Regions from separate parts of the Homo sapiens genome. Here region 1 is linked to region 2. The links are chromatin contacts, found by Hi-C or POLR2A ChIA-PET in ENCODE. All regions are on one chromosome and are shown on one strand. Each heading gives the region's core, a stretch centred on a gene start or an enhancer-like site at or near the end of the contact. The rest is flanking DNA. Distances are from core to core; before and after follow the strand shown. Region 1 overlaps PRKCB (protein kinase C beta). Region 2 overlaps DCUN1D3 (defective in cullin neddylation 1 domain containing 3).

Region 1 (7,305 bases), core at 3,065-5,564, 3.0 Mb before region 2:
AAATGAATGGAAAAACGGTTGGATAGCCAGACGGATGGATGGATGGATGGATGGATGGTTGGATGGATGAATGGAAGAATAGCTGGGTGGATGGGTGGATGTTTGGATGAATGAATGGAAGAATAGCTGGGTGGATGGATGGATGGATGGATGGATGGATGGATGGATGGATGGACAGACGGATGGATGTATTGGTGGATAGGTGGATGGATGGATAGATAGATAGATGGACAGATAGATAGATAGATAGATAGATAGATAGATAGATAGATAGATAGATAGATAGATAGAGGCAGGATCATATTTTACCCACCCAAAGGTCATGAAGATATGGAGAAGCAGAACCAAGATTTAAAATCAGGTCTGTTTTGAGCTTGAACTCTCAAGCCCAATTTGATACTCCTTCCCTAGAGGCCCAAAGTCTGGTCTCTGGGAAGTAGCAAGATGAAAGAAAAAAGAAAGCTAGAATTCACCCCAGGAACACAGCTATGGTTGAACTAATGGTGTTGCATATCTTGAATCAGTTAATTTCCATCTACTTAGCCAGTTCCAAGACCCATAGGAGTGGATCAGAGCTCTCTGGTCTGGGTTTGAGTTCTCCTCCTGACTCTGTAGGGCAACTTTCTGCTTGTGGGCTGAGGGGGAAGGAGATGCCCAGGAGACCACAAACAAGCAGGACAAATGGCAATTAAAAGGTAATAACAACCATGGTAATGATTAACAGCTTAGCACTTCTGAATAAAAGCGACATCTCTACCAGATCCTGTCCTTGCTGTTCCTCTCAACCTTCAGGAACACTGAGCATCCTTACAACACCAAAAATTTCCAGGAAAGACACTGAACTTCCCTTCTCTGTTCACAAGGAGGAATAGCCAGTACAGAATCAAGCTCAGGGTAGAACAGAACCAGGCTCAACATTAGGTAAAAGTGTACCCTCGCTGACTCAAAAAAAAGTTGGTTTATAGGTAGAAACTAACTTTTTTTTTTTTTTTTTTTTTTTTGAGACGGAGTCTCGCTCTGTCGCCAGGCTGGAGTGCAGTGGCGCAATCTTGGCTCACTGCAACCTCTGCCTCCCGGGTTCAAGCGATTCTCCTGCCTCAGCCTCCCGAGAAGCTGGGACTACAAGCACATGCCACCACACCTGGCTAATTTTTGTATTTTTAGTAGTGAAGGAGTTTCACCATGTTGGCCAGGCTGGTCTCGAATTCCTGACCTCAGATGATCCACCCACCTCAGCCTCCCAAAGTGCTGGGATTACAGGCATGAGCCACCATACCCAGCCCATAGTTTTACATTCTCATAATTCCCTGTAGTTCCTTTATAATTAAAAAAAAAGAATATTCAACAGATATCTACTAAGTGCCCAGATTTGTGTTAGAGGGTTGTTAAAGATATATTAACACCAACTGAGACTTTCTCCTTAATGAAATCAGAAAGACAGACTTGACAAAAGTCCTTTCTCTATAAGTGAGTCAACACTGTTTATTGTTAAACTACTTAAAAAGTATCTTCTGAACAAGAGAAAATACTGCCTAAGCCAAAGGAATGAAGAGTTGTAATATATCAGAGATGGACACAGGGTGAGGAAGGTATTTGGCAGGCAATGTGAGTAATCTTGTGCTCCCTGAAAACTGACTTTCAGCTCAAAATGCCTCTCACTGAAATGCCGTGCTCTCTCTTTTTATTTATTTTCAATCTATTGGCCCAGACTTGCTCCTCCACCTCTGAAATTGTCTGATTTTTCTTCTTTAGAACAGCCACCTCAAACTGTAAACCCTAAACAAAAAGGAAGTCAGCTCATTATCTGAGTTATTAACTAAGAGGAGATGAAGTTCTCTGTCAAACTGGGAAAGAAGCCATCTCAAGGTAACAGGCTAGTTCTACCAAATACTTACTCATCTTACTTGCAGCCATGATACAAATAAATATTTACGGTTTCTCCATAGAATGTCACAAAGATAAGTCTCCTGCACATATTTTGTTTTGTTTTTAATTGAGATAGGGTCTTGTTATGTTGCCCAGGCTGGTCTCGAACTCCTGGCCTCAAGCAATCCTCTTGCCTTGGCCTTCCGGAGTGCTGTGATTACAGACATGAGCCACTGCCTTCAGCCCTGTTGCATATATTATCCAGGATATGGGCAGTTTTACAATACAGATTTTTAGCTCTAGTTCCTTGACAACTCAGACTTTCTCCAGTTACCTCAGAAAATGAGAATGAGAAGTTGGGCTTTTTTTTTTTAATTCCCAGACCACTGACTGCATCCCCAGCCATTACATAGGTTAGCTTCCCATTATATATTCTCCCGGTACCCAGTCCATTTTCTTCAAAGTACCTAATAAAAATGAGGTTAAATATGAGTGAAATGATCTGTAGAATGTCTTATCTCCCCCCGCTACATCATAAGCTCCATGACAACAGAAATTTTCTCAGTTTCATTCACCATTGTATTCTGTCACCTAAAATAGTTCCTGACAAATAGAACTTGACACATAGAACTTAATCAGTGAGGCCAGGTGTGGTGGCTCACTCCTGTAATCCCAGCACTTTGGGAGGTTGAGGTGGGCAGATCACTTGAGGTCAGGAGTTAGAGACCAGCCTGGCCAGCATGGTGAAACCCTGTCTCTACTAAAAATACAAAAATTAGCTGGGCGAGGTGGTGGGCACCTGTAATCGCAGCTACTTGGGAGGCTGAGGCAGGAGAATCACTTGAACCTGGGAGGCGGAGGTTACAGTGAACCAAGATCGTACTACTGCACTCCAGCCTGGGCGAAAGAGTGAGAGTTTGTCTAAACAAAAAAAAGAGACTGGGCGCGGTGGCTCACGCCTATAATCTCAGCACTTTGGGAGACCGAGGCAGGAGGATCACAATGTCAGGAGATCGATACCATCCTGGCTAACATGGTGAAACCCCATCTCTACTAAAAATACAAAAAATTAGCCGGGCGAGGTGGTGGGCGCCTGTAGTCCCAGCTACTCGGGAGGCTGAGGCAGGAGAATGGCGTGAACCTGGGAGGTGGAGCTTGCAGTTAGCCAAAGATTGCACCACTGCACTCCAGCCTGGGCGACAGAGCAAGACTCCGTCTCAAAAAAAAGAACTTTTAGAAGGAGAATGGAGTGAAGGGATGGATGCATGGATGGACAAATAGATAAACAGAAAAACGGATGATGAATAGAGAGGTGGGTGGATAAATGGAGGGATGGATGGATGAATAAATGAATGTATGTGGTGAATAGACAAATTTCCTACTGGATTTTCAAGCAGCCATCACACCTCCAAATGCCATATGTAAACACTGTGGATGTTGTATTCTCTGTAAAAAGGCTAACATTCTATCTATGGAATTTCACACAATTTCAATGAAGAGATTGGATGAATGAAGTCAAAGAATTCATGTTATTAGAGCAAATGCCAGAACATAAGGGACTTACCTTTGAAGGCGTCAGAGACAAACTTTTCAGCAGATCCCCCTATCTACCCAAGAATTAATTGAACTGCAGAGTTAAAAGGCCAGACCATATATTTTAAATTATACTTAGTAATTTAATGACCTGTATCTGAAAAGTAGCAAAAGAAGATGCGTATTGTGAAAATTATAACATATTGATCTACTTACATATATGTGTGTGTATACACGTGTGTGTGTGTGCATGTGTGATGGAAACAAAGAGACAGAGACAGAAGGATAAGCAGAGACAGAGAGAAGAGAGACCCCAACAGTACAAATGTGTATAAAATTATTTTCAAACCTTCAGTTAATCTTTTGACCAATTGCCTTCTTCTGTATCTTCTATTTTTTTTTTTTTTTTTTTTTTTTTTTGGCCTAGATACACTATAAACATGCTGCATCTGGTTGTGGGCAGTATCTCTGGAGTATCATTAGTGCTTGGAAATAATATATTTTTTAAAAATTATATCCTAAGAATCTATATATCATATCAGCTAGATTTTCAAAGGTCATATTTTCCATATTTACTTAGAAAGGCATTCTGTTGCCCAGTGACAAAGCTTCAGACTCCTCCTGAGTGCTCTACAGTGAAAAATGAATTCGTTGTTGCCTCTCCAACAAATCAGCCCTCCTTTTTAAGACTCAATGTTAACCCACTCAAAGATTCTTATTTCGATTGGGACATTGAGCCTGAAATCCCCCGTCAGGTGGTAAAAAAAAGAAAAAAGCCAAATCATCAAACACGAAGTCAAAAAGCCTCTGCCTTTTATTCACAGAGAAGCCCGCAGGACACATTTAGAATAAGCTAAAAGGTGAGTGGAGTTTGGCTCACAGGTCTCTGGGGTCTGCTTCTGGGAAGAAAGAGAAGTGAAACAATAGAAGTAACCTCTAAACTTGCAGCCTGACTTGGTGATTTTTTGAAAAAATGGACCTCTTTATGATTTTACTAAGAAAATTCAACCTGAAGTGCATGGGGCCATATTATAAGTTTCTAGGGAACACTGCCCAAAATAAAATTAACTTTTGATTCATTTTTTGTTATATAAATACACATATGCTATGCTAATCTACACATGTTAATTACCCACTAAAATAAACTTTATATTTGATAGGGTGAATATTGATAAAAACAAGAATGGTTGGATTCATGTCATGATTTGGGGTTTTTTAAGAATAATTTCAACTACAAGATTTAAAAACCTGTTTTCTAATCTACATGGGAAAAAGAAGAGCTGACTTACTCATTATCATCAATTCTAGCTTTCCATAGAAAATAAAATTAACCTTTTTTGTGATATAAAAAAGTGCAAACTTTTCTAGTCTACATGTGTTAATTACACACTAAAATAAACTTTGATTTGATAGGATTGATATTGATGAAAACAACAATAGTTGGAGTCATGTCAGACTTTGGGGTTTTTTAAGAATAATTTCAATTAGAAGATTTAAAAACATGTTTTCTAATCTACATGGGAAAAGGAAGAGCCAACTTACTCATTATAATCATCAATTCTAGCTTTTCATAGAAAATTTGTACACTGGGGTTTTTCTAGAGAGTCCATGGCAAGTTCAGATCTTTCTCAGAAGAAAAGACAATGCTAACCAGGCATGGGTTTCTGGGCCCAGACACTGAACTGAGCACTCACTGGTGTTACCCAATACCCAGGAAGAAATATACCCAAGAAGAGAAACTATCTAAGTACATGAAAGAGGCCTAGTCATTTAACAAGTTCCAGAATGAACTCCGTCCCACTTTGACACAGTTTCCTACAGCTAATCAAGTAATACTGATGGTCTCACTTAGAGTCATTGATACTTGCTGTGGCTATTTCTCATGCACCACCTCATTATTCTTCACCATAACCCTATGAGTTAGGTGCTATTATCCCCATTTTACAGATGAGGAGACCAAAGTTGCTGCTGGGGGACGACTTGCCCAAGGTCACACAGGGAGTAAGCGGCTCCATCAGAGATACATACCCAATTCTACTGGACTCCAACTCATTGCTAAGAATTCTGAATCTCTATATTTTATTGCCTCTCTATTTCTACCAAAGTCACTTCCTTTACAAAAACAACAAACACTTTGGGAGGCCAAAGCAGAATGAGACTCCTGGCTTGAGGCTGGCAGTTTGAGACCAGGCACAGGCAGCAAAGCAAGATCCACTATCTCTACAAAAAATTTTAAAATTAAAAAATATGTATTTGGCCAGGTTCAGTGGCTCACACCTGTAATCCTAGCACTTTGGGAAGCTAAGGCGGGCAGATCACCTGAGGTCAGGAGTTCGAGACCAGCCTAACCAACGTGGCGAAACCCCACCTCTACTAAAAATATAAAAATTAGCCGGGCATGGTGGCACGTGCCTGTAGTTCCAGCTACTCAAGAGGCTGAGGCACGAGAATCACTTGAACCTGGGAAGTGGAGGTTGCAGTGAGCTAAGATCACGTCACTGCACTCCAGCCTGGATGACAGAGTAAGACTCCGTCTCAAAAAAAAAAAAAAAAAAAAAAAAGGGCCGTGGTGACACACACCTGCAGTCCCAGCTACTCAGGACACTGAGGCAGGAGAATCACTTGAGCCCAGGAGTTTGAGGCTGCAGTGAGCTATGATCATGTCACTGCCCTCCAGCCTGGGCCACACAGTGAGACCCTGTCTCTAAAAACAAAATTTAAAATAAAAGAAGAAGGTTTTTCTCTCTACCAAAAATCTTCTTAGAGAAGACTTTAATTAAAATTAAAGCTCAAATGCAGGTCCTAAGTTCCTGTAAAGAATGCCACAGAAACAGCCAGCACTGTAGCTCATGCCTGTAATCTGAACACTTTGGGAGTCCGAGGCGGGTGGATCACCTGAGGTCAGGAGTTCAAGACCAGCCTGGCCAAAATGATGAAACCCCATCTCTACTAAAAATACAAAAATTAGCCAGGCGTGGTGGCAGGCCCCCGTAATCCCAGCAACCTGGGAGGCTGAGGCAGAAGAATCGCTTGAGCCCCAGGAGATGGAGGTTACCGTGAGTCGAAATGGTGCCACTGCACTGCAGCCTGGGCAACAGAGTGAGACTCTGTCTCAATAAATAAATAAATAAATAAAAGGCAAAGAAAAAAATGCCATAGAGAGAAATCTGCCTTGCTTGTCAAAGGAGTTCCACTTCTACTCTAGAATTTAGGCAATTTTACAATAGGGATCTTCAGCCCCAGTTCCCTGTCATCAAACACATTCTTAAATTACCTCCCAGAGAGTGGTTTTATAAGAAATAGACAGAGTGGAAACAAAAAGGGAGAAATTATGAGGCAGTCAACCTAGAGTTTCGTCCTATCATCATACGAAAGCAAGAAAATCTATTCTTAAGCTCCCCTGAGCACACAGAAATCCATAATTTCCCAAGGTTTATGAGTTTTCCATCCTTCCTCTCCCAACCCATAGCAGTGTCCCCAATTTCCATGACAATGTAATAGAGCCTGAAGGTTACTCTCAATGGTTTCTTTGCCTTGCGATCATCCTACACACCTCCTACCAGAGTGGCAGAGACAACATCCTCTCTCTGCTTGTATTTTTGAAATGGAAACATCCTCTAAATAGTGGCTGCCTGAAATAAACACTACATTTCCCACATGCTCCCTCACAGCAAGGTGTGGGTATGTGATTAAACCCTAGCTAAGAGGATGTAGGTAGAAGGATCTTGAGCAACTTAAACAAGTGACACCGAGCATGTGCTATATGCCCTTCTTTACCCCTTTCTTCCTTCCTGCTAGCTGAAAGAAGGGTGTGAGGACTCCAGCGTCTAGCATCCTTTTTGGACCATGAGATAATTGTCACTCCCCAGGGATAGTGGAGCAGAAAACTCAAAGGAACCTGAGGCC
Region 2 (6,986 bases), core at 4,163-6,662:
AGCTGGTCTCGAACTACTGGGCTCAAGCAGTCCTCCTGCCTTGGTCTCCCAAAGTGCTGGGTCTGCAGGTGTGAGCCTTCGCATTATGCCAAGTTGACCCTTTTTGTGTCATCATACACATTCCCTGTCTTCTTGGAGCTTGCAGTCTAAGATGCTGTCACTAAAATGACAACAGCCTTTCTCTTCTATGTACTTTTTATATTTGACTATTTGCTTGGGAGCCATGAATGTTTTTGTCCCAAGGGAATAAATAATGTGTAATGCATTTAAGCCTTGGACGCACGATAGACATAATAAAGTATATTATAATAAAATGTCATCTTAGGCACTTAAAAAATTCGGTTTAAGGACTTACTGGGAGGGAGAAATTACGGAACATTTTCTTTTCTGGTTCTTAAAATATGTTTTTGGCCTGGAAGAAACAAGTGTCAAAGTTGTTTTTAAGATTATTAGGTTGACTTCTCTTACAGTGAGTAGTTGGTGTCAGCAAATTGATTTGCAATGAGAAAGATGACTGTGCCTTTTGCTGAGCAGTGGTGGATAATGAGACTTCCACTTCAATAAGCCCATTGGCAATACCGAGTCATAACCTGGGTGAATAGGAGTTAATCTTGGCTGCCTGGCAGAAGTGGATTTGTTATATAATTTATGATACCCAGAAATCCTTTGGGGAGGTCTTTATTATCTTATTATCATGACAGTATCCATCTATGCCTGAAGATTAATTTTTGTTGTTCTCATCTAGTTCCACCAGAGCGATTCTCCTAACTGAAAGGGTAGTGACTTGTTAAATGCCTGCATTTGGCTTTTGCTTTGACACAAAGGTATGCTAATCAAGATTGGATGTTAGCAATCCAGAAATATTTCAGTTAGTGATTTATTAATAGTTTAGAGATTTTTTTTTCTCCTGTTAAACTGACTTCTGAAAAATGAGTCATATTCAGGGTTTCAAACATTTCCTCTTTGACCAGCCTCAAAAAAGGTTTATCAGTGTTTGTCTTGTAGATTGTTGCTGCAATTCATTTGTGTCAGTTCTGCCACTGCTGAAACAAACACAAGAGGGGTATCAGTTTGGTTTTCCATCATTTGACACAAGCGGACTTCTTAATTCTGTCACTGGTGGACGATCACTGTTAAACAAGCCGGTACTATTTTTTATGACTCACTGAGAAGTCATGTGGTAGTGTGATACCCCGTCTCCAGCTACCAGTGTTTAAACTTGTAATTTTCAATATATTGTGTTAAAACAGACTTCTAATTCTGGCTATTTTTCTTTTCAATTTTAGGCCTAAAATTGGAAGCTCTGTTTTTATAAAACAGCCTCCTAGAAAAGTCACCGGTGTTGCTATTCTCTTTCTACCCCAAATATCATAACTGGGCCTGGGGGCGGGCAGAGTAAGAGCTGGCTGTTTCACATGGTTAAGCAGAATGTGTGGGTCTGCCAGCCAGCGGAGGTGGAATCTGCCCTTTGCTTTCTCAGCAAGTACCTCTGGCTTTGGGGGCCCCGTTGAGGACTTTAGTTGTTGGCCTTTCTCGCAGTCATGTGAAACAAAGTTCATTGTCTCTGGTGGCTGTAAAGAGATGGAGGACCTTTATTGTCTGTATCACTTACCCTCTTTGATAAGGTATGTGCTTCAGCCCTCCAAGTTAAAAGTCACTCTGTCATCAAGTGAACAGTGGTATAACATCTCAAGAGGTGTAACACTGGCCATGAGTCCTTGTGTTTTAAGCAGTTGAATTCGTATTTAAAGCAAGTAGTATGCAGTATTCAAAAAAGCTGCTGGCTGTTGCTCCTGCATCTCTAGACACCTTAAATATGATGCCTTTATTTGTTGAGGTGGGGAAGATGCAGTTCAGACCAGCAGCCTGAGGCTTTTCACTGGAGTGTTCCCAGTTGGTGAGCCCCTTGGTCTTCCTAGAGTGCAGTGCATGGCTGTGGCTTCAGTAAACCCTTGGACATAACACCCTGACTGAAAAGAGAGGCAGAAGTGATTTCCATTAATGTGAATTTTTTCTAAGATCCTGAGGTACAGGTCAAAAAGAGACATGACAGGTTGAACATCTCCCTATGTCAGCTTCATATTCTGGCTTTTGCTGTATTTGAGGTGAAAATTAGCTTGTGAAGTGAGGAGAGATGGACCTGTGTACTGCTGGCTGAGAAGCTGTGTTTGTATCACATTATCTGAGAAACTCATAAGGTAAAGAATAATTGGAGTAATAAGATAATCCTCTCCTCTCTTTCCTCTCTGAAGGTAGTGGGTGCTTCGAATGGGGGGAGTCCAAGAAAAAATAGACCTTAAGAATCAGGGCTGGGCCCAGTGCTCACACCCATAAACCAAGTGCTTTGGGAGACTGAGGCAGAAGGATTGCTTGAGCCCAGGAGTTCGAGACCAGCCTGGGCAACATAGCAAGACCCTGTCTGTACAAAAATAAAAATGAAAAAAGTAGCTGGGTGTGGCACCATGTGCCTGTAGTCTTAGCTGCTTTGGGAGGCTAAGGTGGGAGGATCGTTTAAGCCCAGAAGTTTGAAGTTAACAGTGAGTTATGATTGCACCACTGCACTCTGGGCTGGCAACAGAGCCAGATCCTGTCTCTAAAAAGAAAAAATCAGCTCTTGAGAACTGAATTGAGTTCTGCATTCTTAGGACTCAACTCCCTTTACTCTTTCCTGTTGAGTGTTTGTTGACATCATCCTATAATTTGAATTGGTATAAATAGCTACCATTTATTGAGTATTAATTGTGTGTGAGAAAGTGCTAAACATCTCAGATTCAGCATTTATTCAATCACGAGTTAATATATTTAAAGCAATAAAGCCTTGTACAGAGCATGTGCTCAGTATCAGTGACTATTATTCCTTCTACAGATACTTATCAATGTGCCATGTGCCACATAGCCTAGGTGCACAGGGTAAAGTGGCGAATAAGGCAGGTAAAATGCCTGCTATTAGAGGGAGCAGGCAATAAATAAGTCAGCAAATTAGAATTTCACAGAGTTGTAAGTGCCGTGAAGAAGTAAAACAGCGTTGTGCTGAATTAGAGGGAAGTGGCATTTGGATTGGTTGAACATGGAACACATGTCAGCACGTGAACTGAGACCCATCTCATATGAAGCAGCCATTTATTCTTCACCGTGACCTTTTTTTTTTCATCGCAGAACTCAGTCCCATTTTTTTGTTAATTGATAAATAATATATGTAGTTTTGAGACATGTGATAATATGATACATTCACATTATGTGTAAAAATCAAATCAGGGTAATTGGGATATTATATCACCTTAAATATTTATCTTTTCTTTATGCCGGGATCATTTAAATTATTCTCTTCCACCTATTTTGAAATGTACATTAGATTATTGTTGACTGGAGTCACCCTACTGATTTTTCCAACGCTAGGTCTTACTTCTGTTTGTACCCACTAACCCACTTCTTTTCATCTCCCCTCCCGCTCCCCTTCCCTGCCTCTGGTAACTACCTAGAGAAGATAACTGTCTCTCTCTTCCTGAGATCCACTTTTTTAGCTCACACATGAGTGAGAACATGTGCTATTTGTCTTTCTGTGCTTGGTTTATTTCACTTAACGTAATGACCTCTAGTTCCAACCGTGTTGCCTATGACAGGGTTTCATACTTTTTTATGGCTGAATAATATTCCATTGTGTATATGTACCACATTTTCTTTATCCATTCATCCATGGATGGGCACTCAGGTGGATTCCATATTTTGGCTATTGTGAATAATGCTACAATAAACATGGGAGTGCAGATCTCTCCAGTATATTGATTTTCTTTCCTTTGCACATATACCTAGTAGTGCAATTGCTGGATCATACAGTAGTTCTATTTTCAGTTTTTTGAGGGCCCTTTATACTGTTTTCCATAGTGGCTATACTCATTAACATTTCCACCAACAGTATACGAGGGTTCCCATTTTTCCACATCCTTGCCATTCATTATTCTGTTTTTTTTTTTTTTCATAACCATTTTAACTGGGGTGAGATAATATTTCGTTGTGGCTTTTATTTACATTTCTGTGATGATTAGTGATGTTGAGCATTTTTTCGTATACCTGCTGGCTATTTTCATGTCTCCTTTTGAGAAACATCTATTCAGATCTTTTGCCCATTTAAAAATCAGATTAGAGTCGGGCACAGTGGCTCGAGCCTGTAATCCCAGCACTTTGGGAGGCTGAGGCAGGCGGATCACCTGAGGTCAGGAGTTTGAGACCAGCCTGGCCAACATGGTGAAACACTGTCTCTACTGAAAATACAAAAATGAGCTGGGCCTGGTGGCATGCGCCTGTAATCCCAGCTACTCGAGAGGCTAAGGCAAGAGAATCACTTGAACCTCGGAGGTGATTGGTTGCAGTGAGCCGAGATCATGCCACTGCACTCCAGCGTGGGTGACAGAGTGAGACTCTGTCTCAAAAAAAATAAATAAATAAAATAAAAATCAGATTATTATTATTATTATTTTGCTATTAAGTTGTTTGAGCTCCTTATATATTCTGGCTGTTAATCCCTCGTCAGATGGATAGTTTGCAGATTTTTTTTCCCATTCTGTGGATTGTCTCTTCACATTGTTGATTGTTTACTTTGCTGTGTAGAAGCTTTTTAGCTTGATATAACCCCATTTGTCTCTTTTTGCTTTGGTTGCCTGTGCTTTTAAGGTCTTACACAAAAAATCTTTGCCCAGACCAGTGTCCTAGATCATTTCCCCAGTGTTTTCTTCTAGTAGTTTCATAGTTTCATGTCTTATATTTAAATCTTCAATCCACTTTGATTTGATTTTTGTATATAGTGTGAGAGAGGGGATCTAGTTTTATTCTTCTGCATATAGTCATTTAGTTCACAGTGATTTGTTTTAGTTCCCGTTTTCAACTGAGAAGACTGAGATGGAATATGGTTAAGTGTGAGCTAGAGAGTTGGTAGAGCTGGGCTGTACAAACCTAGTCATTTTGCATCCAATGCATGTACTTTCCCTCCTGGAAGGCACATGACTATACTGGAGCAGCTGAAGGAGCTGCAATATCTGTGCAACTGGTTTTTGAGTGAGAGAATTGAATGTTGGTTGCAGAACAGTCAAGACACTGAACGCAATTCAGAAAAGTTGCATGTAATTTCATGGACCCCCTATTGTTGGATGCAACATTTGTGTGTGTGTGTGTGTGTGTGTGTGTGTGTGTGTGTGTGTGTGTGCATGAGCGCACGCAGTTTATTCTGGGGCCATAGTTGTCTTTGAGTCTTCAGACTTATTGATGACTGAAAGAACTTATGGTGCTGCTGCTTTATTTTATAAATTTTTTATGTTGTTTCTTAAAATAGGGCATAGCTGCTAGGGCAGGGTTTTAATAGACAGCATTGTGGTGGCCATTAGGTGGCAGCAATTTTGGCAGGTCATGTGGGTGGGAAGTGGGCAGGAACGAATCATCAGATGTCTTACTTTGCAAAGCTTGCAGTACCACAGTGCCTTCCAACAGGTATAGAGCTCCATTTTTAATTACCTGCTTATCTTTGCACATGTTAATGTACTCTGGGGCCTCATGCTACATGAGCATTTGTGAAAATAAGTAACTTAAAAAAAAAAATCAAAGCCTAAACCTTGGGGCCTCAAGTTTCAACCTGCAGAGAACGTATTCAAATAAAGATGTGCAAACATGAGCATTTCCTGTCAGTCTTTGAAACTTAAACACTTTCTTAATAGGCTCTTCGGCATGTAAAATCAAAGAGAAATTGTCTCAGTGATAGGAATTGAAACCAAGAGGGTAGCCAAGTTCAGGTTAGATTTGGGCTTTCAGTTTCATGGGATATGGTTTAGATCAAATACCTGTTTCAGCTGGAAGGTTGATCATGTTATTGTACAGAGAAAGACTTCTGAGAGATTTTTGCTTTCAGCCTTTCACATGGTGTCTGAATGCTGGGACGGGGTTCCTCTTTGGGAACAAGATGATGACAGCAAATATGTACACAATAGAATAAAGCTCCTGAAGTATTCTGTGGCATATCTACTTGAAGGAGGTCTAACGGTGTAAAAATTGCAATTGGAAAGATTCTTGTAGCCAGTTAGTCATACCATCTTTTAAATAGCATCCTACTGGTCCACGTAGTTATAATGGAATTTGACAGCTTTCATGAACTTGGGATCATTGGTCCTGTTGTTCAGCTAAGGGTCCTATGATATATTCGACTAGAAATTGTGGCCTAGTCAGTTGGTTCTGAACCATGAATCAGAACATCTGGCAATTAGATCTTCTCTCTCTTTGCTCTCTGAATAGAAGAGATCTGAGTGACATAGCTGTGTCTTGGTAGGGACTCTTTCAGTTGTGATAGAAAACCTGATATCTAACTTATGCAAAGGAGAGTTTGTTGGCTCACACCTGTGAAGTTCAGGCTTTGATCTTGACTCTAGGAACAGTTGGATTCAGGGTGTAAATAATGCCTTCAAAATTCAGTTTCCCTTTGTCTCTTCATACTGCTTTCCACTTGGTGATTTCATTTTTGGGTTCTACATGCATTTGAGCTGAGCCCCATGTGATAAACAGGGACCATTTAATCCTCACAGTGACCCCCTAGGCATTCTTATTTTCTCTGGTAGCTCTTTCTGGTAGCATCTCCAGCCTCCTGTATTTTCAGGGTTGAGATTCTGTCTGGCTGGCTTGTCATGGGCATATCCTGGGTCCAGTCATTAAAGCCAGGGGCATGTGAGGCCTTGGTGGGGCTGAGTCCCATAGTTCTTTATGAACCCCACCCAGCCATATGGCCGAGAGCGAGGGAAAAGGATCTGCTGGTGAAAATTGGGTAATCACCTGATGAAGAGCCTGGATGCTGGGAAGGCAGACACGTCTGCTACAAATCTGTCCTTTGACCCAGTCTGCAGCTTGACAGCCCATGTTAGTCTTCACACTAAATCCAGCCCATTGACCATTTCCAGGCATTCCACATTTCTCTTTTGAATGAGCCTCTTGCTCCCTGGGAATGTGAATCACTC

The links. Hi-C counts contacts between places; a loop is a spot of excess contacts on that map. ChIA-PET counts read pairs that join two places held with the same protein, here RNA polymerase II (POLR2A). Pooled maps may share reads with other maps.
Region 1: a loop to region 2 is called in a pooled map, with 5 times the contacts of the local background. The contact joins two enhancer-like sites. A Hi-C loop is called at or near these places in 1 of 37 single-sample maps with no recorded cell type and 2 of 50 pooled maps. POLR2A ChIA-PET finds 5 or more read pairs at or near these places in 1 of 52 experiments (activated B cell).

The regions. Positions count from the first base shown.
Region 1 is chr16:23,840,305-23,847,609 of GRCh38, reverse strand. The region is part of intron 2 of PRKCB (protein kinase C beta); the gene reads right to left. Among named protein-coding and RNA genes, the nearest start is that of PRKCB, 8.0 kb to the right of the region's middle. RefSeq lists a silencer at 56-274 and an enhancer at 5,393-5,442. Within about 2 kb of position 4,314, at least 3 of the 41 ENCODE cell types and tissues checked have a DNase peak (open chromatin) inside an H3K27ac peak, as active enhancers do.
Region 2 is chr16:20,873,422-20,880,407 of GRCh38, reverse strand. All of the region lies in intron 1 of DCUN1D3 (defective in cullin neddylation 1 domain containing 3), which reads left to right. Among named protein-coding and RNA genes, the nearest start is that of DCUN1D3, 23 kb to the left of the region's middle. RefSeq lists enhancers at 1,336-1,405, 5,476-5,695, 5,946-6,045 and a silencer at 4,750-4,829. Within about 2 kb of position 5,412, at least 8 of the 41 ENCODE cell types and tissues checked have a DNase peak (open chromatin) inside an H3K27ac peak, as active enhancers do.